Linked DNA regions of Mus musculus: region 2 is linked to region 1. Evidence: chromatin loops called from intact Hi-C (ENCODE). Cell type or tissue: left cerebral cortex. All regions are shown on one strand. Links, peaks and the distances in the headings refer to the core of each region. The heading gives the core; the rest is flanking DNA. Region 1 overlaps Gm41253 (a long non-coding RNA gene). Region 2 has its middle 43 kb from the start of 4930424E08Rik.

Region 1 (15,449 bases), core at 5,076-13,075:
AAGCTGGAGCTGCAGAAATGTACTTTGAGCCTTGATCAGAACCTTGCCTTGGCTTCATGCTTCTCTCACCCGCTACCCTTTTCATTTCCAGCCCTCCATTCAGGTGGACCCTGTTCATCCTCTAGACGCTGGATGGCTACATGTGGCTCCTGAATGAGGGACCTGAAAACGGGGGACCTGCTGAGAAATGCTGTCTTGGTTGGAGGGCTCCACAGAAAACAGAAAAAGTAAAAGTATCCTGCACAGTAAGCAACAAACGGCATTAACGACTTCTTTTCTTATTTGGATGCTAGCACTAGTTATAAATCTTATCTTTTAGAGGCTGTTGTTGCAGGAGTTGCATTCGAGGGGACTTCACCTAGGGATGACAGCGAAACGGGGCAGGGAGATACTAAACAGGCATTTGTCTGCAGCCTAAAAGTGCTGCTTCAGGCGAGAGGAGCAGGGTTTAAAAAACAGAAGTTAGAAAATTTTTTAGTTCAAATAGAATCATGCTGTCCATGGTTCCCAGAAGGTGGAACTTTGGATAAAGAAACCTGGGAAAAGGTGGAGAAGTTCTGAGAACCACCAGGCAGATCCTACTACCTCCTGCCTCTGGGCGCTCATAAAAGATGCTATTGATAATAAAAAACATAAAAAGACCTCTCAGGCATTAGCTATTGCCTAGGAACACCTTGAACACAAGGAAGAATGCCCGTCAGAGAAGGTTTCTCTCTCAACTCTAAATTAGAGAAACACAGACCTTACAAGGCAGATGTAACAACTATTAGCGGACAGGATTGGCCTTCAACTTGGCCCCTCTCAGATACTCACTCACGTCCATGGGATTGGTTATTCCAATAATCCAAAACAAAGTTCCAAACTTAAGATTTACAGAAGATGAATGAAGCTAGGGACTTATGAGGGCATTACAACCTGGCTTACCTGCTCCAGCTGCCATTCAAAAAAAAAAAAAAACCATATAAAATTATTATAGATTTAAAAGGTTGTTTTTATACTATTCCTTTGCATCTTGATGGTTGTAATAGGTTTGCATTTAGTGTGTCTGCTTGTAATTTTAAAGAACCCACGAAGCTATATCATTGGAAAGTTTTGCCTCAAGGAATGGCCAATAGCCCTACATTATGTCAAAAATTTATTTCTGCTTCAATACAAAAGCTTAGGACTTTGAATCCTATAGTGTACATTATTCATTATATGGGTATTTTATTAGCTGATCCCTCTGAAGGAGTTTTACTACAAGCCTTTGCTCTTCTTATACAACAAGCTTTAAAATTTTGGGGAGTAGTTGTTGCTCCAGAAAAGATTTGAAGACAGTATCCTTTTCAATATTTGAGACACCACTTATATCCTAAACAAACTGTGGCACAGAAAATTCAATTAATAAAAGATAGTTTACTTGCTTTAACTGATTTTCAAAAGCTGGTAGGAGATGTTAATTGAATAAGACCTCACTTAAGCTTGCCACATGAGGGGGCTGGCGAGATGGCTCAGTGGGTAAGAGCACCCGACTGTTCTTCCAAAGGTCCGAAGTTCAAATCCCAGCAACCACATGGTGGCTCACAACCACCCGTAATGAGATCTGATGCCCTCTTCTGGAGTGTCTGAAGACAGCTACAGTGTACTTACATATAATAAATAAATAAATCTTTAAAAAAAAAAAGCTTGCCACATGAGAACTTAAAACTCTGATATTTCTCAAGGGGAATGTGAATCCTAATTCCCCTGTACAATTAACTGATGAGGGACAAATAACTTTTCAGAAAAGTAGAGGAAGCTACTAGCCAACAACAGATACATTGTATAGACTATGATCAATTGTTGACTATTTCACAGCAGCCCTTTGGCAAAAGGGACCATTAATGTGGATTCATCTTTCTTCATCTCCAAATACCCTATTAAAGTTTAAACACCCTATTAACGATGCTGCTACTATGTTAAAACAGAATTGTAGGATAGAATCACCAAAGTATTTTGGGAAAGAACTTGAAGAAATATTTATTCCTTATTTTCAAACAGCAATTAAATTGGTTATTGCAAAATACTGATATTTGGCCTATTGCATGCAAACTTTTCAGGCAAATTTGATGATCATTATCCAAAAGGCAAGTTGTTAAAATTTGCCTCTATGCATACTTTTGTATTTCCTGTAAATGTATGCATGCAGCCCACAGAGAATATGCCTACTGTATTTATAGATAGTTCGTCTAAAGGGAAGGCAGCATATGTAATTAGATCACATGTTCACTCTCTTGAGTTTCCTCCCGCTTCCCAAATAATTGAATTACTTGCTGTAGTCACTGTTTTTGAAATGTTGAAAAATCAAGCTTTTAACTTGTATACTGATAGCTGATATATAGCTCATGGTTTAGAATTGCTTGAAATTGTCCCTTTTTAAGATACTGCTAATTCTCAAATTTTGCAATTATTTATGTAAATACAGCTTAATTTAAGAAAATGTACTGGTCCTTACTTTATAGGACATCTAAGAGCTCATACTGGATTGCCTGGACCCCTTAGTGAGGGCAATGCCACGGGAGGTTTGCATACAAGGCAGATTACAGACTTTACAGAGGAACAATTAGCACAACAATCTCATTCTTTATGTCATCAAAATAGTAATAGCTTAAGACAACAGTTTGCTATTTCTCGAGAATGTGCACATCAAATTGTGAAGACTTATCGTCAGTGCCCTCAGTGACTCATGTATCACATAATGGTGTTGTGTTAGTCAGGGTTCTCTAGAGTCACAGAACTTATGGGTAGTCTCTATATAGTAGAGGAATTTATTGATGACTTACAGTCTGCAGTCCAATTCCCAACAATGGTTCAGTAGTAGCTGTGAATGGAAGTCCAAGGATCTCTCTAGCAGTTGCTCAGTCCCACATGGCAAGCAAAAAAAGCGAGAGCGAGACTCCCTTCTTCCAATGTCCTTATATGATCTCCAGGAGAAGGTGTAGCCCAGATTAAAGGTGTGTGCCACCACACCTTTAATTCCAGATGACCTTGAACTCGGAGATCTCCCTGTCTTAATCTTCTGGAATCCATAGCCACTATGTCTGAAGATCTCCATACCAAGATCCAGGTCAGAAACTTCTATCTCCCAGCCTCCAGATTAAGGTCACTGGTGAGCCTTCCAATTCTGGATTGTAGTTCATTCCAAATATAGTCAAGTTGACAACCAGGAATAACCACTACAGGTGTTAATCCTTGAGGACCCATACCTAATCAATTATGGCAAATGGATGTTACTCATATTTCTGATCTTGAAAATTAAAAATATGTACATGTGACTACTGATACCCTTTCAGGCTCTCTGGTTACAACTGCTTTAACAAGAGAAGCAACTAAAAATGGAATTAGTCATTGCCTACGATGTTTTTCTATACTGGGTTTTCCAAATAAGATAGAAACTGATAATGGAACTGGCTATTGCAGTAAGGCATTTAAGATTTTTTTTTAATAGAGCTGAGGACCGGACCCAGGGCCTTGCATGCTTGCTAGGCAAGTGCTCTACCACTGAGCTAAATTCCTGACCCCTAAGATTGTTTGTTAACAATTTAATATTAGTCATATTACTGGGATTCCTTACAAGCCTCAATGACAAGATATTGTGGAACAGGCCCACGGAACTTTAAAATAATATCTTTAAAAAATAAAAAAGGGGAAATTATATTCCCATATACCACAAGATTATTTAAATTATGCCTTTTATTTTAAAATTTTAAAATTCAGTTGCCAAGGAACTCCCTGAGTGTGGGGAAGAGGTCATGTTTGTGTTTTTTTCTGCAGGATGCTGAAGGAGCATGCTAGCTGCCAGAGTGGTTAATGAGGCATGCTGATGCTGGGACAAAGAATGAGGCTGATCGTGAGCTTGCATATTTCCCTGACAATGATGGTAGGGAAGCTGTATAGGGGCGATGTCCCTGGTCTCCCCCCTCCCCATTTTACATCCAACGATATGGGAAGGGCCAGAAGTTGTGGTAATGATAAACAACACTAAGTTGATGGATATGGCTGCTGGAGGAAATTTCACTATCAGTAGAGAAATTAATGACCAAGGATTGGGAGCTGGTGTCTCCACAGGCTTTTCAAAGCAGAACTCTACTGGAGGTCCGAGAGTATCTCCTACTGCATTGCAGGGCAAAGATCTTGACTCATGCAAAGGCTGTACTGTAGCATTTTCCTCACTGTGGGATGAGGGAGTGCACAAATGTCACAATTCCCTGGAAAACATGTGTGGGAATAAGCCTGTGCTTTATCAGCCTCATGGGACTCACCTCAAGATTTTGGTCTACATTTGGTTGGAATATAGAGGAGTGGCTAGTATGACTAATTATGCTACTGTCTTTCCTTCTCCACCTATCCTCCCCTCATCAGCGTTGTCTGCTGGACTCTGGTAGACTCACACAGGTTATTAGCAACAACATGTATGGAAGTTGGGTGCTGCCGTAGATGATCTGAGTGGTCAGCCTGAAAGAGCAAGTCCAGCTTGGATGAAAGGGCCTATTGCAGCATTTGTTTGCATGCCTCCTGTCCTATCAGTAGGAAATATTAGCATTAGTCTACATTCTGAGAATAATACTTTTGATGTGTCTGGTGTTGGCTGTAATTTGACTAATTATGTTTTAAAAGCCTGTTCTAAGCGTTCTGTAATGATTTTACATCAACCTGCTTTTGTGATGGTTCCTGTAAATATTACTGAAGATTGGTTTGATGACAAGGGTTTATAGGTAATTGAGGAGTTAACAAAGGCGTTGGCCAGGCCTAAATGCATGATTGGTTAATTATAGGAGGTGATTACTTTAATGGCCACTGCTACTACAGCTGCTATTACCTTATCCCAAAGTGTTCAAACAGCTCATTTTGTATATAATTTATCCATAAATGTTTCCATGGCATTGCATACCCAGGAAGATACAGATGATATGATGTAACAGAAATTAGATGCCTTACTTGTGGTTAATTTCTTGGGGAAAGAAATTCAGGGGTTTAAAATACAAATTATATTTAGATGTCATGTTAGTTATCAATGGATCTGCATTATGCCAAAAATGTTTAATGATACTATATATAGTTGGGAGAGTGTGCAATCCCACTTGCAAGGTGTGGAATCATGCCAATGTATCTTTGGGCTTATTAAAGTTACACCAAGTAGTTATTAATTTAAAAAAACAGAGCCTCTACATTTTGATGCATCTCAAACAGCTAGAGATCTGCTAGGACAGTTGCAGGGTTGGTTTCCTTCTTGGCCTGCACTCCTACAACACAGCATCGCTGTTGCTGTCAGACTTGGTATAGTATTGCTCCTCTAGTTACTGCTGCCAAGTGTCCTTTGGTATACGTTGTCACAATTTTCACATCTGAAGAGCCAGATACATGGCCTCCATCTTAAAACCCCCTCCTCTCCAGTTTGACTGAATACGACCAGTGACGGGTAAGAGTGTTCTTCAGCTCCTTCAACCTAAGACAGAACATACATCAGTGCTGTGTATGCTTCCACGACGGGTAAGAAGGAGCAATGTAGACACCAACCTAAGACAGGTATATTCATCTGGAGCATCCTTTATTAAGTAAAATAAAAAAGAGGGGATCTGTGGAGAGCCAGAGTCCTGCCATGAGAGCAGTGTGTATTGCCAAGGCTATGAGAACGGTCTGTGTAGCCAAGGTTAGAGAGTAGTGTGTATAGCCAAGAGGAACTCCTATCTATGTTTAGTCTGTAGAGAAACTTTCTCAAGAAGAGCTTTGTCTGCTGAAGTGCTTATAAGCTGGAGCTGCAGAAATGTACTTTGATCCCTGATCAGAACCTTGCCTTGACTTCATGCTTCTCTCACCTCCTACCCTTTTCATTTCCAGCCCCCCATTCAGGTGAACTGTGTTCATCCTCTAGCCGCTGGACGGCTGCAGGGGTTGGGTGAAGAACTTGGGGAAAGGGAACCAGAAAGGGGGAGCAATATTTGGAATGTAAATAAAATAATTTAATAAAAATGCTTTCTACCAGAACATATTTTCCTGCAAATATTATGATTTTATTTTATTTTTTCCTGGCTGCATAAAATTCCATTGTGCCCAGTAACACAGCTGATCTGATTATCAGAACAAAGTATGTCCACTTAATCTGGGAACTAAAGATATTTTATCTATCATTTTATCATCCATTAATCTGTTGATGGCCATCTAAGCTGGCTCCATTTCTTGGCTGACTTGAATATAGCAGCAACAAGCCCGGGTATACAAGAATGTCTGCGGTATTAACTTAGAGTCCTTTGGGTATATATGGAAGAGCGGCATAGTTGGGCTATATGGTAGAAAGCCATGCTGATTTAAATAGTGGTCACACAGGTTTACAGTCTCTGCAGTAAGTAACGATCCCAGCCTTCTAATCCCCACATCCTGGCCAAAATTTGTTGTCCCTTGTTTTCTTGGTGATTGCCACTCTGACCTGAGTGATACGGAATCTTGAGGCAGTTTTAATTTACACTTCCCTGTTGGCTAAGAATGTTGAACACTTTTCAAAGTATTTATTGAATACTTGGGTTTCTTCTTTTAACAACTGTCTCCTGATTACTGATTGCAAGATGTAGATTTTTTTTTTTTTGGTAATTTTTCCATAGCCTCCTAATGTGTAGCTGACAAAGACCTTCATCCCATGCTGCAGGCTGCCTTACTCTGGAGATCATTTCCTTTGTTGTGAAGCAGCCTTTTAATTTCACAGAGTCCCATTTGTCAATTTTGGATTATTTCTTGAGCTATAGACAGAGCAGGTTCCCACCCCCTACTGGGTATCCATACTGTGGGGACTGAGCCCAGGCCCTGCCTTATGTTGGACAAGTGCTGGGCCACTCAGCTCCAGCCTCTACTCCACCATCTACTGCAACTCAACAGCTGCCCTGCACTGTTATCAACTGCTTACCAACACTGCTTTTACCACGGCTACCGACAAGCCACATCAAGTGCACAGATTTTGTCTTAAAAATCAGGTCACTTTTGTCAAAATAGGCATGTGCAATGTCTCTAGGCATTATTTTCTTTTATCCGTTACCTCTGTCTATTTCCTCTTGGTGTGTGTGGTGGTTTGAATAAGAATGGCCTCCACAGGCTCATATGTTTGGATGCTTAGTCGATAGAGAGTGAAACTGTTTCATAAGGATCAGAAGGTGTGGCCTTTTTGGAGGAGGTGTGTCATTGGAAGTAGGCTTTGAGGTTTCAAAAGCCTACACCAAGTCTTTGTCTCTCTCTCCCTCACTGCTGCCTATGGAACAGGATATAAATTCCTCAGATACTGTTCTAGTACCATGCCTGTATTCTTCCAGCCATGATGATCATAGACTAGCTCTCTGAAACGGTAAAGCCAGCCCGCAACTAAATGCTTTCATTTATAAGAACTGCCATGATTATGGTGTCTCTTCACAGCAATAGAGCAGCATCTAAGTGTTTACAGAATTCTCTCTCTCTCTCTTCCTAGTGCTAAACATATATGTTGAAATCATCTCTGAGTATGTCATTTTCACTAGATTATAAATGATTCCAACCTAGTTATTTCCCTCTCAAGTTCCCGTCTTTCTCTCTGTTCTTGTTTTTTCCTCAGAATGCCCACTTGAATCGACTCTTGTTACAATGATAGACATTTCATTAGTTCTGATTAGATTACCTTTGCCATGAGTAAGCACAACGTCTTAAATAAGGAGTTCATTTTCCCTCATAACAAACCCAGAGCCAGTCTCTGAGTTCTTACCATAAATCCAGAGTCTTTCTCCTTTGTCTGACTCATGTTCCATCTGCCTTTCATCTTTGTGACTGAAAAATGGCTGCCCTCGTGTCTCAGGGCATTGTATCTCTACACCTGGAAGGAAGACGGGCAAGGTGACTAGAAGGGGCAAACCCTTCCCCTGAAGTGCTACCTTTTCATCCTGGAAGCCTGACTCAGGGATTTCCATCTGCACCTCATTGGCTGAGCTGGGCAGCTGCCCCCCCCCATTGGCTGAGCTAGGCAGCTGCCCCCCTCCCATTGGCTGAGCTGGGCAGTTGGCCTCTCATTGGCTGAGCTGGGTAGCTGGCCCCTCATTGGCTGAGCTGAGCTAGGCAGATGGCCACACCGCATAATGCCGATATTGGGAATAGGTGCTGGGAAGGTTGCTGGCGACTCACCCTTTTCACTATTTCTTACTAGTGATGCCAAGTATCCGTGTAGCCCACGTTACATTATGATATGCAAGTTTCATATCTCTTCTATCTGTCGCATTTCCATCTCAGACCCATTACTTCAGATTGTCAGCAGCAGCAGCAGCAGCAGCAGCAGCAGCAGCAGCAGCAGCAGCAGCAGCAGCAGCAGATGTTAACAGCCAGGTAGCCCGATCATGTCTTTTCAGAGATCTCTGATGGGGAAACCTAGATCTTGACTTGTGCCACAGAAAGGAATTCCAGGACAAGATGACACGAGGCAGATTAAGTAAAGGAAGAACTTATTACGGAAAGGACCCAGTGGTGCAGATGGGTTTCTCGAGACATGCGTAGTTGAACTTATATGTAAGCTTTGATAGCGAAGGGGTTATTGATGACAAGAAGCAGGAGGAGTGGGGGCGGGGTAGGGGGGAGCAAGGGCTGCCCTAACAGGGCATGGTATCAGGTGCTTGAGAGCAGGCAATGGTGCAAGTCCTATGTTATGGACATGCCACAAAATGAAGCGAGGTTGGTTAGCAGCCCTCTGCGTCTGCTACACTGGTCCTGGTTGGTTTGGAGCAGTCACGTGGTATCAACCTGCAGTTCTGTCTGGCCTATCCTGTATCACTAAGAGTACAGTTAGTATTGATGTCTGAGGTACGCTGCTGAAAATGTTGGCACTTGGCTAACCTCAACTTCAGTGAGTTGGTTCTCATACGTTAAAAAAGTCTGGAGTTAATTTTCCCACCCCGTCCGTCCCCAGGTTATCAGGAGCTCGGTGCAGCTCAGACTTGCTTTACTTTGTAATGGAGCAGCGTTTTCTCTTTCTCAGCAACACTTTGTTCGAACCATCTGCCACCTGTCAGCTTTTGCACCTCAGCAGTCTTACCTTGTGTCCAGCGTTGAGAACGTGAATGCTGTTAGCACTTTCTTTCTGAAACTTGGCCAGTCATTCTTATGTCCACCTGTAAGGTCTGTTTAATAAAATTTGATTATACCAGTGGTTATCTAACATGTCTACCTTGGTAGCATATTTATTCATTCTTTAAAAGAATTATTTATTTTATGTATATGAGTACATTGTAGCTGTCTTCAGGCACACAAGCAGAGGGCATTGGATCCCATTACAGATGGTTGTGAGCCACCATGTGGTTGCTGGGAATTGAACTCAGAACCTTTGGAAGAGCAATCATTGCTCTTAACCACTGAGTCATCTCTCCAGCCCTAGAATATTCTTTTAAAGATAAAAGGTTTTTTTTTTGTTTTTTTTTGTTTTTTTTTGGTTGTTGTTGTTAAATTTGTTATTGAGAGTGGGGGCTGCCTTGGTGTGCACATAGAGATCAAAGGATAACTTGTCTGATACTGTTCTCTCCTTCCATATGTGGGTCCCAGAAATTGAACTCAGGTTATCAGGCTTGGTAGTAAGGTCTTTATGGACTGAGCCGTATGGTCAGCTAGCCACTCCCAGCCTTTTGAGATAAGGTCTGGCCTTAAGCATACAGGATCAGGCTGGCCTTAAGCATACAAAATGGCTGAGGGTGGCCTTGAACTCTTGACCCTTCTGCATCTACCTCCTAGGTGCTAGAATTACAGTCATGTACTACATCACCACACCTGCTAGTGCTAACATACACATTTTCAAATGTTATTTTCTATGCATCAAGCATAGTGGTATGATTCATGCTTTAGAAGACTGAATGTTGTTTGTTTCCTGGAGGAATAAAAGGGGCTATGGGTAGATGCTGCAAGAAGAATCCAGCGATTTAAGCAGGAGGAACTAACTCCCAAAACCCAGTCTTAAGAGACATAATCTGAAAGTGCTAATAGCATGCTGTATAATAATGCCGTGGTGAAAACAGGATTTTGCTTACTGAATAAACAACAAATCCACCAGATGGGGCTCTAATATTCTTTTGGACCAGTGACTGAAAAGTAAGTATTTCCTGCTATCTTTAGAGGAAAAAATATGCATATAACCATATTAACCTCCAAGAGAATCTTCCTGAAATAGGATTATGGTCTCCAGCAAGCATCGTCATTGTGTTTAATGTCTTCTGAGTCCCAGGGGGACATTTAGAAAGAAAGTGGCCAATTTGCTGAAAAAAAAAAAAACTGAGGCACCCAGAACAGCACAGTTCAATTACCCCTGAGCTGGGTCCTTTGTGGGCCCCACTTTAAGGAAATCGAGACGTATTTATGAACAAATGGCTGCCTTATTGCCAGTGTGTTCTTCCATCTTTGGATTTACTGACGCTATTTAAAATGTGAATTGCTTGAGATGAGGTGACATCATTGTTAAACCTGCCACAGCTGCAGAAACTCTCTCTCTGTCCAGTTATTTGGATGAGCTGTGCATCACGGTAAGGACGTGGGTTCTCCGTGGGATACATTTTGCTTCTGCTTTCCTAGGAGTTTCAGGTTAGATTTCTGAAGCAGGGCCCCCTTCCTGGACTCTATCCTTATGACTCACAACTGCTGTTCAACCTGGAACGGATGCCAGCTGGGAATTATAGAGCTGAGTTTTAACACAGAGTGGGCGTGTTGGCCAGGCTTTGGTCAACTTGTCACATGCTAGAGTCATCTGGGGAGGGGAACCCTCAATTGAGGACATACCCTCATCAGAATGGCCCATAGGCAAGCCTGTAAGGTGTTTTATTGATTACTGATAGATGTGGGAATATTTAGCCCATTACGAGTGGCGCTGTTCTGGGCAGGTGGTTGGTTCTGGGTTCCATAAGGAAGCAAACAGAGCAAGCTACCGGGAGCAGACCAGTAAGCAACGCCGTTCCACAGACTCTGCTTCCGGACCTATCTCCAGGTTCCTGCCTTAACTTCTCCTGATGATGGACCAGCAAGTCAAACAAATCCTTCCCTCCCCAGGTTGGTTATGGTGTTTCATCACAGAAACAGAAAGCAACTGAGGCAACAGGTTGGGGACTGAGTCAGGTTTCCTAATATGACATTGTCTAATGGAGCCCAGAGCTAGATTAGGCCAGGTAGCTCTCTGCGTCCCAGGATGGCAGTCAAGACACATCACCACTAAGGGCCACAGGAGTAAATGCTGACTCTCTCACAGAACGCTTTGAAATATTGGCTCACCAACCAAAGGGCACACACGGGCTGGTCTGAGGCCCTAGCACTTAAGTAACAGAGGGTTGCCACTTCTGGTCTCAATCAATCAGAGAGAATGCACCTAATTCTGCAGAGACTTGATGTGTCTGGATTATGGGATGCAGGATGGGGGCTGTCCTCTAAGAGACAACATTTGAGGGAAGGAAGGCAACATTTGAGATGTAATTAATTAATTAATTAATTAAGAAGAGAAATATTAGCTCATTTTGTCTTGCAGCTGACTTTGCTCCAACCACACACGTTGTCTGAACACATCAGGCTTTCTCCAGTCTGAGTAGTTCTATGTAGGAGTCTATTCTCAGGCCACTGCTTGCTTCTTTCAGGCATTTGCTGAAATTTCACTTCCTCATTGAGGTGTTCCTTTGCCACGTGGTTGAAAGCGGTCATGTGACCAGCTATGGAACTGGGCGTGCTCTCCTTTCTCACTGGTGGCCAGCAAGCCCCAGCGGTCCTGTCTTCACTCCCCACAGCGCTGGGGTTAGAGTTGTACGCAGCCACCTCCAGCATTTATACGGATGCCGGGATCCAAACCTGACTGTGTGGCAACTGCTCTGACCTACTGAGCCATCTCTTCAGCCTCGTCGCTTCTGATCCCCAAGCAATTGTTTCTTAACTAGCTCAGAACTGTCACTGTCATAGTTTCGATGTATTTATTCATCCATCAGCCATCAGCTGAAAGTCTAGAAGCAGGGCGTTGTGCTCTCTAATGGAAACAGTCACTTATTTATTATCTCAACTGCAAATGCTTTTATGCACATTTAACAAAGTTGCTTTGTTTAACTCATGGCAAATGATAGTAATGTGAAACTAAGAATTTGCAGAAAAGACCCGAGACATTCTACCAGTGTGTCAGCAAAGGCACTGAGCTGGTTTGTTAATCCGGTTTTGTTTCACTTCACTAAAACGCTGCAGATTTCTGGACCTCACTGAGTCACAGTTAAATAAATGGTGAAGGACACCAGTGGGAAAACAAACCAACCCCGTGGTTCACCCAGTCTCCCCTGTTGCTGCAAGGGCGCTGGCCTGGCTTGGTCACCTGACAGTCACAGGCCATGCCTGCCCAGTCCTTGAGCATGTCTCATTGCACTTTTTTCTAAAATATTGATCTGTTTGAATCTGTTTTCACCATTCGAGCTCCAGGAAGAGAAAGCGCATGAATGTCTCTCTCTGTGTGTCTGTGTATGTGTGTGCATGTGTGTGTATGTATGTATGTATGTATGTATGTATGTATATATGTATGTTTATGTATGTGTAAGCATGTGCATGTGTGTGTGTTTGTGTGTGTGCACTTGGGGAGGTCAGAGGACAACTTGTGGGAGTTGTTTCTTTCCCCCACTGTGAGTTTGGGGGTCAAATCTGGATGTCAGGCATGTGCTTTTATTTACTGAGACATCTTGCCAGGCCCTAGAACTATTTTATTTTATTTTTTAGTATTTTTAGAAATTATCACACTGTTTTCCTCAGAGGTCAAACAATTTTACGTTCCTGCTCTCAGTGTAAAAGGGTTCCAATTTCTTCACATCATCTCTAATATTTGTTTTATTTATTTTGGACAGTAGTTTTAAATTTTATTTTGGTTTTAGAGATCCTACTGATAGGAGTTGTTACTGAGATATGCATAAATATGTGTAAAAGTATATGAATTAATTTCATTCTAAAGCAATTGTAAAATATATACTTTTGTAAGTATAAATATGTGAATTAATATTAAATTCTGGTAAAGGAGATCTTAGCAAGTGCATTCTCAACTAGTACACATTGTATTCTTGGTATACAGAGGAGATGGTTTTAAATTTAAGAGTTATGGAAACATGGTATATGTATGTAAAAAAATCAAGCCACTTGAAAATTACAAAGAAGTAAAAAAGAAAACATTTTAGTATGCTCCTAACTTGTTTTTGCCTCCTATACTTTTTCTAATTAACTCCCCACTCTCTTACAGTAGCCGTTAAAAATGCTTTTCTGACCATTGAGAGAGCTATGTATGCTTCTATATCCGCATTATATTGAGAGTCAGATTTTGTGAAATGTATTTTTCATTAAGAATTGCAAATATGAATACTTTATGCAGTGGAAATGCTTTTTGAGTAAGAAGCGGTTATTTGTAATCAGTCCAACTGGACACTCTTGTTGAAGATGCTCTAATTATTGATGCTTACTCGAGACTTGGATGATGTGTAGCCCCTTGCACAAGAGCCATTTCTGCGTGTGAGCAGCACTGGAAAGGATATTTTACCCTAGCTCGTCTAGTAAACCCACTCAGGATGCTCTCTACAGAACCAAGGCCAGGCATCTCTTTATGATGTCAGCAGCGGCAGCAAGTTCCCTCTGACAATAGGTTTACCTCTTATGTTGGTGAGTGTAATGGTAAAGAACTTGGTTTTAATACCAAACAATTATTTGGGTTCAAGTCTTAGCTCTTAATAACCTCTCTAGTATCATCTACTGCTTGCTAATTCATTCATTCATTCATACATCTATCCATGCCTGTGGTCTGTCATTAATTATGTGTTGCTCCCAAGACAGTGAGTGAAGTGGAAGGGGCTCTTTACCCATTCAGTTTACACCCTGCACTGGAGGGCAGATAATAGATAGTGTAAAGGAACTCTCAAATCATGAAGCACTGTTAGGCTGTTGAATTCTATATCTACCATATGGCTTTGATGGCTGTTGTCTTCCTAGTAGAGAATAGAGACAGTGCCCCTCATGCATTCCTGATTTGCTCTTGGATTAGCAATGCTTCATTACACAGTAACTAAGCTGGCATCTGCTCTAGTTAATTTCGATGAAAATAATTCTGTTATCATTCAGGTTTCTGTTGATAGCATTGGAAATTGATCATAAGGTGTTAGAGTGTAGATATCTACAGGGCTGTGACAGAAAACTGGATTTAAAATCTGCAGAAGATAGTGTTAAATAAAAATACAGGTTGTTGTTGTTGTTGTGTGTGTGTGTGTGAAAAGTTGACCAACTCTCCCAGATTGCTTACTTAAATTGAATTCCTTTAAACCAAGCCTACTGCTAAAACCCACATAAATTTTTGAAAATTATAAAACATAGTATACAAATACAAACTGTTGGTAGTTATGAATTGTTGGGTAGGGACAGAGAGAGAGCTGCTTATGTTAGCTGCCTTTATCGAGGCCCTAGGTTTGGCTCCTGGCACACACATTAAAAGTCCCACATCTGCTTTTAATTATACTTTAGGGGATACAGCATCTTCTTCTGGCCTCTGCTGGTGCCTGCATACCACATACACATTACACATATGCATAAAATAAATTCAGTAAACCTTAAAAAAATTTGTGAGGTAGAATCAACCTCCTGCAAGTTGTCCTCTGACTACCACACTTATGTCATGGTATGGTGGTTTGACTAGGAATGGCCCCCATACGGTCATAGATTTGAATGCTTGGTCACAAGGAAATGACACTATTAGGAGGTGTGGCCTTTTTGGAGGAGGTGTGTCATTGGGGGTGGGCTTTGAGGTTTTAGAAGCTCATGCCAGGCCCAGTCTTTCTCTCTCTTCCTGCTGCCCACTGATCCAGATATACAACTCTCACCTACCTCTCCAATATCACATCTTCCTGCATGCTGCCATGCTCCCTACCATGATGATGATGGACTGAACCTCTGAATGGTGAACCAGTCCCAATTAAATGCTTTTGTTCATAAGAGTTGCCATGGTCATAGTTTCTCTTCATAGCAATAGAATACTAAGACCCACGGTATGCCCCTCAGCAAATAAATACAAAATATTTAAAAAATATATTATGTATTGTTACTGAGTGACAATAATCTGATGGGTAATTTGCTCCTAGACAGCTAGGGAAGCTGACTAGCAAGTCCAGCCTGTCCTCCTTTGGCATTGACACAAGGTCAAATCAGCACAGATTAACCCTGACCCCAGGTCCTCCCAGCTTTAGTAAAACAGTGGTCTTATTTTCTTGCCTTCTTAAGCTGTTCTAAGATCTGTTTGGGAGATATCCAGTTCACCCTAGAAAGCATTAGCAAACCTAGATAGCAAACCTTTCCACACTCTCTCGCCATATCTATGACATCATCAGCTTTGACACTCAACCCAATATTGAGTGGACATCCTGTTCCCAGTGTTGAGTGGGTATCCTGTCCAACACTGAGTGGATATCTCATTCCCA
Region 2 (15,449 bases), core at 3,417-11,416, 86 kb after region 1:
GAGGATATTGTTAACTCAGTTACAACAGACTCAGCATCCTCTGTATGCTCCTCAGATTCAATCAAGCGCACCTGTGGGACACCGGGCTTTGCGTAGGTGAGGGGCTAGTGACCATTAGACAGACCCAGTGACATCACCAGCCACACTCTCCTCATTGGCTCCTTGGTTGTTGATGCTTATTATTGGTTTCTCCCAATGCCTCATGGGTTCCAACTCTGGAGCCGCTGAGAAACTTCAGGAGTAACAAGGATGTTTTGACATGAATGAAAAACAGGGTGATGTAGGCTCAGCTGTGTTGCTGAGCCTGCTTCCTACTGCACACCAGGAGTAGATGCGAAAGGACTTGATGTAAACAGATGCTTTCCCTCAAGGGTGGAGGGTGAGGGGTGGCCTTTGGCAGGGAATAGGGTTGAGTCAGTCAAAAGGAATTCCAAAGCTCCTTGCGGTACCTTGAATCGCCAAGGACAGCATAAGGCTCCAACACCTTTCACTTCAACTCCTGTGGTATTTTCAGGATGGGAGCCAGAAAGGGAAGAGGAAAAAAAAAGCTCCAAGATGAGAGAAAGCATGGCCAGTTTGTCATAAATTGGGTCGTTCTGTGTCCTTGTTTCCAATATCCTCATGGCTCACAAGGTCTGATTAGCCGCTAGAGATCTCTAGCCTTTGAACTTGGTGCAATATTAAATTTCCATTAGGTAGAGAAGTTCCAGAGGTTCCTTTTATTTCCTCTTGGGGTCAACCCATGCTGTGATGGGTAAGGATGCAATTGGGAGTTTATTTCTACCAGCCCTGTGTTTTTTTTTTTTTTTTTTTTAATTCTTAAGAATGTTATTTCTTTACGTTATTTCCTTGTTTGCACATTTATGCCACAGCATGTGTCTGAAGGTCATAGAGCAGCTGCTGGAATTGGTTCTTTCTTCTACCATGTAGGATACAGACAGGTCATCTGGATTGGCTGCAGTCCACGTTACCTGCTGAGCCGTGTGGATGGGCCTCCCACTAGCTGTTTGAGATGGACACATCTACCAGAAACAAGAGAGACCTTCTCAAGGAACACTCTGCGGAGGGTGACAGAGCATGGTGTGATAGGAGTTCAGGTGAGCAGGGGCTCTCAACAACCTTGTCACAGACAGGCCTTGGTCCGCTGCTGTGGTTTGAATGTGAAATGTTCCTGGCAGGCTAACGCGCTTCACACTTGGTTCTGGGCTCGGACCTCAGGAACCTCAGGGAGGTTGTAGAACCTTTAGGAGGTGGGGTCCTGATAAGGGAAGTAGTCCACTGGGGGTGGGGCTTGAAGCCTTACATCAGGCTCCACTTCCGGTCCCCTCTCTTCTTCAGTACAAACAGCTGCAGTGACTTCCTCACCACCATGGACTGTCTGTATCCTCTCATATCACAAAGCAGAAATTAACCCTCCCTACTAAGCGGCTTATCAGGGATTTGGCCACAGCAGTGAGGAAAGAAGTCAGTGCTCTCCTCTTTGACCTCGGATTCATCCATAACATGTCAATTTTGAAGTGCCGTTTTTGAAGGGATCATTTTAGAGCGTCTATTAAGACTGTTTTCAACCTGTGTGAGGAGAGGCAGGAAGACAAGATGAGAAATGCAAGCTAAGGCGGCACTCATTTTGGCACGGCAGCTTGCAAAGAAACACATTTTGTACTTGGCTGCTTTGAGCAGAGACTTTACCTGCAGCTATATAAGATAAATGATCTTTCAGAACTGTGACAAACAGGAAACATGGAAACCATGAATCTGTACTCCAGGGCAAGTGTGGGGAATGACACCCTTAAGCAACCATGCTCCTGATGAACAGTGGTGGCTCCCCACCCCCCAGGAGCTGGCCCCCATTATGAGCACAGGGGCGTGGTGTAGCCAGCACTCTGCAAATCCAGACCAAACCCGCTCAGCCACCAGGAGCTCTAGGCTCATATTCAGAGAGATGAAGAAGCAGATGAGTGGTTTTAAGTGCTGTTCAACAGCATGGAGAATGATTCACTGCCGGTGACAAGGAGTGAAAGCTTGAGAGAGGAATAGAATGTCACCTGTTAGGAACGGTGGCTCCCTGTTATACAGAGCAGACTGTGCAGGCTCTCTGATAATCCTGCATACATTTTATCCTGTTAGCTTGAACATGTATTCGTCGCCTGTCCCAACTGTGGAAACCCATAAAGGGAAAGACGGTCCTGAGTCCTTATGAGTTATAAATATGTTTAACCTCACAAACCATGTTGATCATATGAGTGTGTATGGTGATCACATAAGTATGTATGATGATCATATGAGTATGTATGTTGATCATATGAGTATGATGATTATGAGTATGTATGATCATCATACATGTATGTATGATCATTATGAGTATGTATGTTGATCATATGAGTATGTATGATCATACATGTATGTATGATCATCATGAGCATGTATGTTGATAATATGAGTATATATTTTGATCATACATGTATGTATGATGATCATGAATATGTATGTTGATCATATGAGTATGTATGATGGTCATGAGTATATATGATGATCATACATGTATGTATGATGATCATATGAGAATGTATGATACACTCTGCTAGGGACCATGGAAAAGTGACAGAAAAGAAACTCTTATTCACTATATGGCCTTCCTTAGACAATCTATTCAACCCCATGTTTCAGTTTGCTCCACTGACCTTCTAGAATTGTTACACAGAGCATGTAGCAGAATTTGTGGCACCACATCCCTAATGTTAACTGTTGTTATCATTAACTATAGATCGTGTATAGCTTCTTGGGATCTTAATTTGAGATATTGTGATTTATGCTATTTCCTATGACACTGGATTTTTCACAACCTGTCATTTCCTCCAACCTATTTGACATCATATTCTCAACAGGAGGACAGCGTGCATTCTTCCTGTTTTCTATTGTTATAACAAAATACCTGAGAGTTGATAGTTTATGAATAAAGTCATAGTTTTGAAGGAAGTTCAAGATCAGGTGACTAAATGCAACAAGGACGCCATGCTATATTATAAAATGGAAGAAAACAGGAGACAGAGAGAGAGAGAGGTAGAGAGAGAGAGAGAGATTGGGAAAGAGAATGAGAGAGAGGCAGGCTGGGGGTGTACATCTTTTTATAACTCTCAGTTCTCTTTGGCATCAAATCCAGCTCAAGAGAGTAAGAACTCACTCCCGTGAAAAGCAGCCTTGTTCCACAAGAGTGGCACCAGTCCCTCCAGGATGGTAGAACTCTCATGACCCAGGCCCCCTAGATGGCCCCTCTACCTCTTAATGCTATTATATCAGGAGCTGTATTTTAACATGGGTTTTGGAGGAAACAAAATGCACTCAGGTTATGACATCAGACAACTTTAAATCAGCATCTTTTCATCTTACTAAGCTTCATCAGAAAAAGACAGAGAAGTACAGCATGTGCTCCCATGAGCCCTCCTATCTGTCAAGGAAATGAAGGAAAACAATGTGAGTTAGGGCAGTGGCTTGTCAGAGGCAGAACGATGACCCAGAAATCACTAATGAAATGCAGTGTGGATTTAGACCACCTGTGAGGGCTGTGTGGCCACTGAGTATCCTAAGCTGTCTGCATGTTGCTTCTATCCAGTCACGGAGCAGAGCTGTGTCTGAGTCTTAGACTCTATCTCTGTGCTCTCCGTCGATCTACCTACCTCAGGCATCGTAGTGTCCTTGAGATTTCCCAGCCTAAATGTCAACATCAGAATATGACTGCAGCAAAGAAGTATTTGCTACATTTCTATCAAAACTCACTCTTGTCCAGACTGTGTTCTCTTCCTAATTCCAACTTTGCCATGTGAGTATCTGTGCAAGAAACAAAGCTTAAAACCAGAGGATGGATATATACTCATGCACAAATACTTTAGGATAGATACTGAGGGGAAAATTATTGTAGTAATTTAAGGATGCTGTGGTGGTTTGAATGAAACTGGACCTCATAAGTTCACAGAGAGTGGCAATATTAGGAGGTGTGGCTTGTTGGAGGAAGTGTCTCATGGTGGGTGGGCTTTGAGGTTTCAGATGCTTCTCAGGCTAGGCCTAGTTTCTGTCTCTCTGTCTGTCTCTGTCTCTCTCTGTCTCTGTCTCTGTCTCTGTCTGTCTGTCTGTCTGTCTCTCTCTCTCTCTCTCTCTCTCTCTCTCTCTCTCTCTCTCTCTCTCTCTCACCTGCCTGCATATCCAGATATAGAACTCTCAGTTATCTCTCCATGCCACCTTCATGGCACCATGCTTCCTACGATGATGATGGTGATGGACTAAACCTCTGAACTATAATCCAGACCCAACTAAATGTTTTCCCTTATAAGAGTTTCATGGTGTCTCTTCACAGCAATAGAAACCCTAAGTAAGACAGATGCCATACACTTTACCCATTTGGTCTGGTTTTTAAAGGTGCTATAATCTTTGAAGGATCTGGAATCAAAAGGATCTTAAATAAATAAGGTCCAAAATGTTGGGCTTATATCTTTATTGTTCACTATTGTGTCCCTAGTTTTGTTCAGCTACAGGGAAAAAGCAGAATGATGCTATCTGGTTGGATAATTCAGAGAAGCCAATGGTTGTTAAACAAAAGTGTTAGTGTCACTGATAGGTATGGGGTGATGGGGTCATAGCAATGGCATTGGCTACTGACAGATTCTAAGGGAGTCAGCATCTTCAGATGTGCAGCCACTGATTAGTTCCAGTTCTACTGGCTGGCTCCATAGTCACTCAGATGGTCCTGGTGACACTCAGTGGGTCACAGAGCAATTAAACATGGGGAAAGATAAGTAGGGAGGAGAGAGGACTTAACAAGTGTGGGATAATGTAGGTGAGAATAATCAGACTGATTATATAGCTGTTGGGGTAACCTTTTCTTCCCCCATCATTGTGGAGGTATGTCTCTATATTTTCAATTGTTAATTTTGTACCTGGCAGACTGCTAAATGCAGGATATTGGTGGTGGTGTTTCTATGGCGATCCTCAGCCAAGCATATTTGTAAATGCTTGTCCTTCTATACCTGCTCGGATAGTTGTAGGTCAGACAGTCTTCTATGCTTAGAGGCAATGTAGAATTGTATCAGAGACTGTCTTGCTGCTGATTGGTTGTAATAAAGACCTCATGGCCAATAGCTGGACAGATAATGGAGGGCAAAACTTCCAAGAGAGAAGTGTGGGGCACACAGGAAGAAGAAAGCAGATGTGGGAGATTCAGATAGTGGACATGAAAGGGAACAGACAGATCTGTGTGGAACAGAGAAAGGTATAGAACTAGCCTCTTGGTGGACCATGGGCAAGACAGTTGGATTAAGTATAGAGCTGGGCTGCTGCCCAAGCAAAAGGCTCAAGCTTTAAACCACAGGTGACAACGCATGTTGGAGAGGATGCAGAGAAAGAGGAACAGACCTTCATTGCTGGTGGGATTGCAAACTGGTACAATAACTCTAGCAATCAATCTGGAGATTCCGCAGAAAATTGGAAATAGATCTACCTGAAGACATAGCAATACTACTCTTGGGAATATACCCAAAAGACGCCCCACCATGTTACAGGGGCACGTGTTCCACTATGTTCATAACAGTCTTATTTGTGACAGCCAGAAGCTGGAGACAACCCTGATGTCTCACGACAGAAGAATGGATACAGAAAATGTGGTTCATTTACATGGAATACTACTCAGCTATTAAGAACGAGGATATCCTGAGTTTTGCAGGCAAAAGGATGGAACTAGAAAATATCATCCTGAGTGAGGTAACTCAGACCCAAAAGGACATGCATGGTATGTACTCACTAATAAGTGGATGTTAGGGAAAAAAAAAAGTAAGATACCCAAGATACAGCCCCAGAACTCAAAAAGGTCAACAAGCTGAAGTGCCCAAGTGAGGATGCCTGGACGCCTCAGTCCCACTTGGGAGGGAGAAGAAAGCAATCACAAGTGGTGAAAGAGGGAGGGACAGGGGGAGGGAGGCAGAGAGGTGGGAATGATGTGAGAGGACTTAGATGAGGGAAAATATCAAAATGTACTATATGAAAATTTTTAAATAAAAATATAATAAAAATTTCCTTTTCTTTACATGTCTCTTTGCACAGTACCCACTGTTACCTACTCAAGTGTATTACTCATCCTGTGAACTCTGGCTTTCTTTCAGTCCCATCTGGCCTATATTTCATCTAAGGATTTCTATCGCTGTGATGAAACGCCGTGACCAAAAGCAACTTGGGGAGGAAAGACTTCATTTCATTTACATTCCACATTACAGTATACCATTAAAGGCAGTGAAGGCAGGAACTCAGACTGGGCAGGAACCTGGAGGCAGGAGCTGATGCAGAGACTGTGGGGGACTGTTGCTTACTGGTTTGCTCCTCATGGCTTTCTCAGTCTGCTTTCTTATAACACCCAGGACCATCTGCCCAGGGATGGCACTAGCCAGAACGGGCTGGTCCCTCCCCCATCAATCGCTAAGTAAGAAAATGCCCCACAGGCTTGCCTGCAGCCCAGGCTTATGCAGAAGTTTTCTTAATTGAGGTTCTTTGCTCTTAGATGGCCCTAGCTTGTGTCAAGTTTACATAAAACCAGCCAGTATATTTATAATTTTTCTTTAAAAGTTTAGCTTTAGGCTCTTTTAAAAAAAATACTATCTCTGTCTCTACTTAGCTCTTTGAATATAAGGAATGCAGTTATAATAATGATTTAATGTCCTGACTGGTAAATCAATGTCTCAATTCTGGTTTGGTGGAGATAGAATGGTTTTTCTTTTTATTGTGTGTTATGTTTTTCTATTTCTGCATGCCTAGCAGTTTTTTTTTTTAAATTGCATTCCAGACATTGTGAGTATTCCTTTTTATAATTCTTATAAATGTTCTTGAACTGAGTTCTGGAAAAAGTTCCTTGGAAACAGTTGAACTTTTTGGGTCTTGCTTTGATGTAGAACTCCATGCAGGCACAGCCTGTGCATTGTTGCCAAGCATTTCAGCTTCTCTCTAGCAGCTGCGGCTAGCATCCTATGTGAGTGTAGACAGTAAAAGTCCATCCATTGCCAAAGGGCCCTTGGGGTACAATGATCCCTAGCTAGGAGCAGTGGGTATAGGATTTGTCCCCTGGATAGGAGCGCTGGGCATAGGGGTATTTTTGTTTCATCACTGCGACCCCCCCCCCCCCCCGTAGCCAGTATCTGGTGAGATTCTGGAGCTTGCCTGACAAAAACAGTCCTTGTTATTGGTCCTGTTGGGAGAGTCTTCCCTCAGCATTCAGAAGAGCATTCCTCCTTGGAGTGTACTTTAGGCATCAGGATACACCCCAGAAATGCCCTTACTCTGAAAATCTATCTGCTTTTTCTTTCTAGATTTGCAACGCAGTCTTTTACACTTAGAGAGCCTGCTAGGCTTCCTGTGAGTTGTATTTCTCTGTTTGTTTGTTTGTTTGTTTTTCGAGACAGGGTTTCTCTGTATAGCCATGGCTGTCCTGGAACTCACTTTGTAGACCAGGCTGGCCTCGAACTCAGAAATCCGCCCGCCTCTGCCTTCCGAGTGCTGGGATTAAAGGCTGGGAAACTCCCAAGGTGGTAGCTTGGAAAGCAGTGCTGTTCACTTTATTAGCTCCCTGCTTGGTGAACCATAACCTCACTGGGTGATACCTACTCGTTAAACGTTTTTTTCTGTCTCTTTGGAGTTTTGATATTTGAGATGGGAGAGTTAAGGTAGTCACAATAACTTAATTTTTGCAGGAAGTAGAGCTTCCCAACAAAAAAATAATACCATAAATTATAAAAACCCAGTACATTAAAAAAGTGATAGATTTCTGCAAAATCACCCAAACACAATACTTGCAGACATTTTAATATATAGTATTTATTTCTCCTTTTTTTTTTTAAATATTGAGTTTCATTATATCCTGACCAATGCTGAATTGGTATCATTTTCAGAATCGGTTGATAAAAATGGAGGCTGTATTTTATTTTAAACTTTCATTTCTTTTTTTGAATCCTAGTTATATTCTGTTAAGAAGATGCTCAGGAACTGGAGAAGTGCCTAAGCAATGAAAAGCCCATTCTGCTCTTCCCAAGCGACAGTTTGGTCCCCAGCACATGTCAGGAGGCTCACACCCACCTGTAACTCCAGCTCCATGCATATGGCACCCTCTTCTGGCTAGGCAGGCAGGCAGGCCTCTGTCTCCTCCCCCATAGCTTTCTGGTTTTCTGTGTACATTTTATAGACTAGCCCACTCTTTGCCCACTGGCTTAAATATTTATGTGCTATAAGTTCTGCTTCTATTTAGTAGAGAATCTGGGTCTAGAATCTAGCATTCTGTTTTCCAGGTCCCATTCTCAGCTGGAGGTCTCTCTTTTGCTCTCACTCATTTCTACATTCTACAAATGTCTATTCATTCTACAAATGTCCACCTAACCCCTCTTCAGTAGCCATAGATCTCCAGCTGGGAAAGGCACGGATACCCACAGGTGTCATAAGTAGAGCTGTCTGGCTCAGACAGCTTACTGTTGGTCATTTTCTCGCAGAATTACTATAACAACGTGGCTCGTCTGACAGCTTTCATACGAGGATGCACATTCACACACAGGCACATGGCTTTCATATGAGGATTCACATTTACACCCAGGCGCACGTGCACACGTGCTATGTTGTGAGCTTATCACCCTCACTGCCTGCCGTTCTTTGCCAGTTAGAAAGCCAAGTAGGGGAAGGTGAGAAGGAAGATTTCTGGTGCACATGCAACTGTCAAAAGCTAAATATAGGTCACACCGGTGACTGAGAATCATGGCAATCCATCCCCCCTCAGCATGTTTGAGTGTCTGCCTCTCAGATCTGTTCCTTGCCTCCTGATTAACAGCCCTTCCCACCTCCTATCTTTCTCAGGATCTCTTCCTGGTGAGACTAGGTCGACTTTTTCAGAGGAATATGATGATGATCGGTGTTTTCGCAAACATCCGGACTTTTATTCCTTCTTGCGACTTCAACTCAAGAATATTTAGTGATGTGTCATGGAATATGAGCAGAAGGTTAAAGAATTACTGCGTTATTTGGCCGAGAGCTGTCACGTTCTAGAAAGCTGGCTACTGTATCAGCTTTTGGTCCTTTTGAGAGTAGAGCCCCCAGATAAGAATGATGACATGCTATTCAAGTGAGAAATGAATTTTTGTTGTCTGAAGCCACCAAAGCATAGGACACAATTCTTCTACAGCCTAGCTAATCTGACTGCTATGTATTATAATAACTGACATTATTTTCATGACAGAAGACTGAGTTATGCTGCTTGTGAAACATGAATATATTATGTATACCTGAAGCAGCATTTCTGCCACCCAAATAATCAAGTGGCGTGGTCAAGGACACTGGAAGCTGGCTGCCTCCTTTCCTGTCCAGTCAGTGGTGCTCAACAGTGCTGGTAACGGGCATTAAAAAAAAAAAAAAAAAAAAGACCAGAACGGTTGTGATGCCTCATAGGCAAAGCAACCTCAGGGCCTTTCTTAGTAAGCCTGGCTAAGAAGCAAAGCCTTCCGTCCTGGACTCCTTGCTGATGGACCCTACCTGCCCTTGGGGGTTGGAGGTGAGGTGGTGCAGAGCCAACAACACAGACTCCCGGGAGCAGGTGAGAAACAGCCAAAGTTAGCTCTCAGAGCACTGCCGCAAGCTCCTTTCATACCCTCCAGCCACCACCATTGGTCCCAAGAAAGCAGCTCTTCTAAACAGCACTTCCTGATTGGCTGGCAGTGCCTGCACCAGCAATCCTTGCTCTCCCAGGAAGTCCTCAATTCTGTCCTCCTGAAGGAGCTGCTTTTGCGACTGCATGGCCCACCCAGCGTTTACATAGAGGCAGCCCTGCCTTCCATCTGCAAGTTCAGTCTTGGCGATTGACACTTTGGGGTTAGTGAACCAAGATGTACGGATTAGTTCATACTCCGGTTTCGTGTGACTGTGGAGTTTGCCTACTTGCCCAGCAGGACCTCTGTGAATGCAGAGGGAAATAAGATCCAAGCAGGTGTTTCCTAGGCGGTGAGCACCAGGTCCCTGCGTCTTAGGTAGAGCAAGAACTGTCACATTTAATTTTGACTTCAATTAAGCTTTTATAACGTTGGGGATTTCCCCATTTCTTTCCTTGTCTGCGGCATTACGCCCAGTGGCCTTATTAGGTAATTTCTGCAGTTCTGATGGTCAAAATGGGGAGCAGGAAGTGGTAATTTCTTGATTTTCTTATGTTAATTATTTATCTCAAGAGTTTTCATAATCTGGCATCCAGATACTTTATTGTACCCCATTGATAATAGATATTGTATTATTTTTCTTTTTATTGAATATAGAATTCTTCTCATAATATATTCTGATTCCGGTTTCCCTTCCTGTAACCTCCCCCCAGTTCTTTCCCACCCTCCCTTTCATGTGGATGCCCCCTTTTCTGTCTTTCATTAGAAAACAAAGAGGCTTCAAAGGCATGATAATACAATATAACAAACTAAAGTAAAATAAGATAAAGCAACAACAACAAAAAGAACACAGCAGAACTGGACAAAACAAACAAACAGAAGGAAAAGAGTCCAAGAGAAGGCACAAGAGACAGAGACCCACTCTGTTTGCACACTCAGAAAGCCCGTAGAAGCACTAGGCTGGAAGCCTTAATATTTACTCAAAGGACTTATAGGATAATAATAATAATATATATACATACATATACATATACATATACATATACATCATATACATATACATCATATACATATACATCATATACATATACATCATATACATATACATCATATACATATACATATACATATACATGTACATGTACATGTACATATACATATACATATACATGTACATGTACATATACATATACATATACATATACATATACATATACATATACATATACATATACATACATACATACACACATATATATATACATACATATATATATATATATATATATATATATATATATATATATATGGTTTTTTTTTTAAAGGAAAAGCCGTGACATGACCCCGCGAGACAGGAGCATCCAGCCTCCACCGATGCCTTTGACTTTGTTTCCTGTTGGCCATCTGGCTGGCTGGGCATGCAGCCTACCCTTAAGAGAAGTTTGTTTCCTCACTGAGATTCCTTTGGAGAAAATTGAACTTTCATTTGTAAGCAGTTATCAGTTGGAAGTTGTTTCTGGGTTAGGGATGGGGGCATACATTCATGTCTCCTTAAGACACTGTCTGGTGCAGACTTGTGCAGACCTGTGCAGGTCCCTGTGCATGCTGACTCAGACTCTGTGAGCTCAGGTGAATTTTGATCATGTTGGCTTAGAGGGTCTTGTTTTCTCCGTGGCCTACTCCCTTCTGGCTCTCACACTCCTTTCTGCCACCTCTTCCTCCTACTCCCTTCTGGCTCTCACACTCCTTCTGCCACCTCTTCCAAGGGGTTTCCTGAGCTCTGAGGGGAGGAATTTGATGGAGATGTCCCATGTAGGGCAGGGTGTTTCCGAGTCTCACACTCTACATGATGACTGCCTGTGTTTCTCTGTATCTCAGGGTGTTCCAGAGTCTCCTACTCTCTGCCTGTGTTTCTCTGTCTCTGCTCCCATTGGCTGCAGGATGAAGTTTCTCTGATTGATGGCTGAGCAAGGGATTGATCTAAGAGTACATACAGAATGTCACTAAGAGTCATTTTATTCTAACATTTTCTTTAAAAGAACAGTAGTATTTGGTCTTTCTATGGGTCCCTTGGCTACCTAGCCTCAGTCTCTTGATCACCAAAGTAGTGTCAGCTATGGGTTCCTCTTAGTAGAGTGGGCCTTAAGTAAAATTTGATATTGGTTGGTTGCTCTCATGAGCTTTGGCCACCATTGCCCTAGCCTATCTTGTAGGTAGAACACCATTGTAGATCAAAGCTTTTGTGGTTGAGTTGGTGTTTACAATTTTCCTTTAAAGTATGGAGAGTACCTTCCTTCAAAGGCCCTTTCTGTAACTAATGAAACGATTGTGTGTGTGTGTTTTCTTTCAAGTTGTTTATATGGTGGATTGCAGTTCTCAGCTCACATCTGCTGAACCATTCCTTCATCTCTGGGATGAAGCCTAGTTGATCACGGTGTATGACTTTGTCATGTTCTTAGAGTCTGTTTGCAAGCATTTTATTGAGAGTTTTTGTGTCTATGTTCAAAAAGCAAATTTGTCTTTCTTTGTTGGAACTTTTGTGGTGTGGGTATGAAGCTAACTGTGGCCTCATTAAGTGAATTTGGCAGTGTTCCTCCTGTTTCTCTTTTGTGGAATAATCTGAGAAGTATTGGCATTAACTCTTCTTTTAAAGTTTGGTGAAATTCTGCACTAAAACTATCCGGTCTTGCAGGTTTTGTTATTATTATTATTATTATTGTTATGTATTTTAATTTTTGGTAAGGAGATTTTTTTTAATGATTACTTCTATTTCACTAGGATTTATAGGTCTTTTAAAATTACTTATCTGATCTTGATTTGATTTGGATGGATGGTATCTAATGAGGAAAATCATCCATTTCTTTTGGGCTTTTGAATTTGTTACAGTACAGGTTTTAAAGTATGTTCTTCTGATTCTCTGGATTTCCTTAGTGTCTGTTGTTTTGACCCCCTTTTCATTTTTAATTTTGTTAATTTGGATATTCTCTATTCTTGGCTTTTAATTATTTTGGATAAGGGTTTTGTTAATCTTCTTGACTTTTTCAAAGAACTGTCTCTTTGTTTCATTAATTCTTTGCATTTTTTGTTTCCATTTTGTTGATTTCAGCCCGAATTTGATGATTTCTAGCTGTTTACTTTTTTGGGCGTGGCTTCTTCTTTTTCTCTCTCTAGAGCTTTGAGGTGTGCTCTTAATTAACAGTATAAGATCTCTCTAATTCTTTTTTTTAAAAATAATGTGGGGTGGGTGGATATGGGGGACTTTTGGCATAGCATTGGAAATGTAAATGAGCTAAATACCTAATAAAAAATGGAAAAAAAAATAATGTGGGCTTTTAGTACTATGAACTTGCTTCTTTTTCATAAGTTTAAGTATGTTGTGAATTCATTTTCATTCAATTCTGGAAAGTCTTTAATTTCTTTTTTTTTATTTTTATTTTTTATTTTATTTTTTATTACATATTTTCCTCAATTACATTTCCAATGCTATCCCAAAAGTCCCCCATACCTTCTCCCCCACTTCCCTACCCACTCATTCCCATTTTTTTTGGCCCTGGCGTTCCCCTGTACTGGGGCATATACAGTTTGCATGTCCAATGGGCCTCTCTTTCCAGTGATGGCCGACTAGGCCATCTTTTGATACATATGCAGCTAGAGTCAAGAGCTCCGGGTACTGGTTAGTTCATAATGTTGTTCCACCTATAGGGTTGCAGATCCCTTTAGCTCCTTTAATTTCTTTCTTGACCCAATCTTCATTCAGAAGTGAGTTGTTCAGTTTCTATGAGTTCGTAAGATTTCTGTTCTTTTTTTAAAAATTTTAATTTTTTTTGTTTTTTGTTGATATTCTGCTTTAATCTTTTGTAGTTAGATACATGGCAGGGTGCTATTTCAGTTTTTTTGTTTCTGTTGAGAGTAACTTGTGTCTGACTATGTGGCCAGTTTTGAAGAAAGTCATGAGCTACTGAGAATAAGCTCCCTGAGGCGCTGAGAAGATATATTCTTTTGTGTTTGGGTGAAATGTTCTGCAAATAATGGTTAGTTCCACTGATGTATAATGTCGGTTAGCTCCAGCTTTTCTCTGTTTAGTGTTTGCCTGGATGGCCTATCTATTGGTGGCAGTGTGGTACCCAAGTCTTCCACTATAAGTGTGTGAGCATCAGTATACAATTCAGGGTGTTCACTTGGTAGATTTTCCTTTGATGAGTATGTAGTGTCATTACCTACTCCTTTTGATTAGTTTTGGTTTGAAGTCTATTTTGTTAGATATTAAAATGGCTACACCAGGCTGACTTTTAGATCTATTCGCTTGGATCATCTTTTCCAGCCCCTTACTCTGAAGTAATGTCTACCCTTGAGCTTGAGGTCTGCTTCTTAGATGCAGCAGAAGGATGGATCCAGTTCATAGCCATCCTGTTAGTCTGTGTTTTGTTTAATTGAGAAATTGAGAGCATTGCTATTGAGAGGTATCAATAACCATTGATTGTTGATTCCTGTTTGTTGTTGTTGTGTGTATTTCCCTTATTTTGATTTTGTTGGTCTAAGATTATTTATTCCTTGTATTTTTATGGGTGTAGTTAACCTCCTGAGGTTGGAGTTGTCCTTCTAGCTCTTTCTGTAGGGCTGCGTTTGTAATATAGATATTGTTTAAAAGTGGCTTTAACATGGAATATCTTATTTTTTCCATCTAAGGTAATAGAAAGTTTTGCTGGGTATTGTAGTCTGGACTGACATCTGCCATCTTTTAGAGATGGCAGCACATCTGTCCAGGCCCTTATAGATTTTAGAGTCTCCATTGAGATACATCATGCATAATTCTGATAGGCCTGCTCTCCGATACTACTTGGTTTGCTGAGGTTTGTCCTCCATAGATTCATGTGTTTGAATGTTTGGCCCCTAGGAAGTGACACTATTAGGAGGTGTGTCCTCGTTGGAATAGGTGTGGCTTTGTTGGAGGAAATGTGTGTCACTATGGAGGTTGGCTTTGAAATCCTATGATCAAGCTCCACTAGTATGAAAGAGACCCTGATGCTGCCTGCCTGCTAGAGCTAGTCTCTTCCTGCTAGAGCTAGTCTCTTCCTGGTTGCCTTTGAATCAAGATGTTGAACTCTTGAATCCTCCAGCACCATGTCTGCCAATATCCTGCCACGCTGCCACATCATGATGATAACAGACTGACCCTCTGAATTATATAAGCCAGCCCCAATTAAATGCTTGCCTTTATAAGAGTTGCCTTGGTCATGATGTCTCTTCACAGCAATAAAACCCAAACTAAGACACTTGACCACTGTTTCGTGCAGCTTTTAATATGCTTTATTTGTTCTGTAATTAAGTGATCATTATGTATCCAGGGGAATTTCAATTCTGTTCTGTTCTATTTGGTGTTCTGTATGCCTCTTATACTTTGATATACATGTCCTTCTTTAGGTTAGGAAATTTTTCTTCTATGATTTGTTGAAAATATTTTCTGTACCTTCGACCTGGGTTTCTTTCCTTCTATTCTTATCACTTTTAGATTTGGTCTTTTTACAGTGTCCCAGATTTCCTGGATGTTTTGTGCCAGAATCATTTTTAGATTTATTATTTTCCTTGACAGTGGTATCCGTTGCTTCTATCATATCTTCAATACGGAGATTCTCTCTCCCATTTCTTCTATTCTGTTGCTTGCCTCTGAGGTTCCTGCTCAGGTTCCTAAGCTTTTCATTTCCAGAGTTCCCTCAGTTTGTGCTTTAATGATTCTATTTTCACTTTTAGGCCTTGAACTATTTTATTAGTTTCTTTACATGGTTTGTTGGTGTTTTC

The links. A loop is a pair of places that touch in the nucleus more often than their neighbours do. Peaks named below come from ENCODE experiments on the same cell type or tissue, not always from the same donor. Only the 100,000 strongest peaks of a DNase experiment are listed, where the experiment ranks them.
Region 2: it touches region 1 in a loop (2.5-fold over the local background); 2 of 42 quality-filtered maps call a loop at or near these places.

The regions. Positions count from the first base shown.
Region 1 is chr14:120,759,187-120,774,635 of GRCm38, reverse strand. Gm41253 (a long non-coding RNA gene) reads left to right here. Exons shown (of 6, transcript XR_874981.1): 4 at 92-245; 5 at 3,793-8,346; 6 at 11,616-12,525. Among named protein-coding and RNA genes, the nearest start is that of Gm25781, 32 kb to the left of the region's middle. In left cerebral cortex, for the core only: a CTCF peak has its summit at 10,059; DNase peaks (open chromatin) are centred at 10,630 and 11,687; H3K27ac peaks cover 309 bases.
Region 2 is chr14:120,671,931-120,687,379 of GRCm38, reverse strand. No RefSeq gene overlaps it. Among named protein-coding and RNA genes, the nearest start is that of 4930424E08Rik, 43 kb to the right of the region's middle. In left cerebral cortex, for the core only: a CTCF peak has its summit at 8,138 (motif pointing left); DNase peaks (open chromatin) are centred at 8,110, 8,656 and 11,386; H3K27ac peaks cover 386 bases.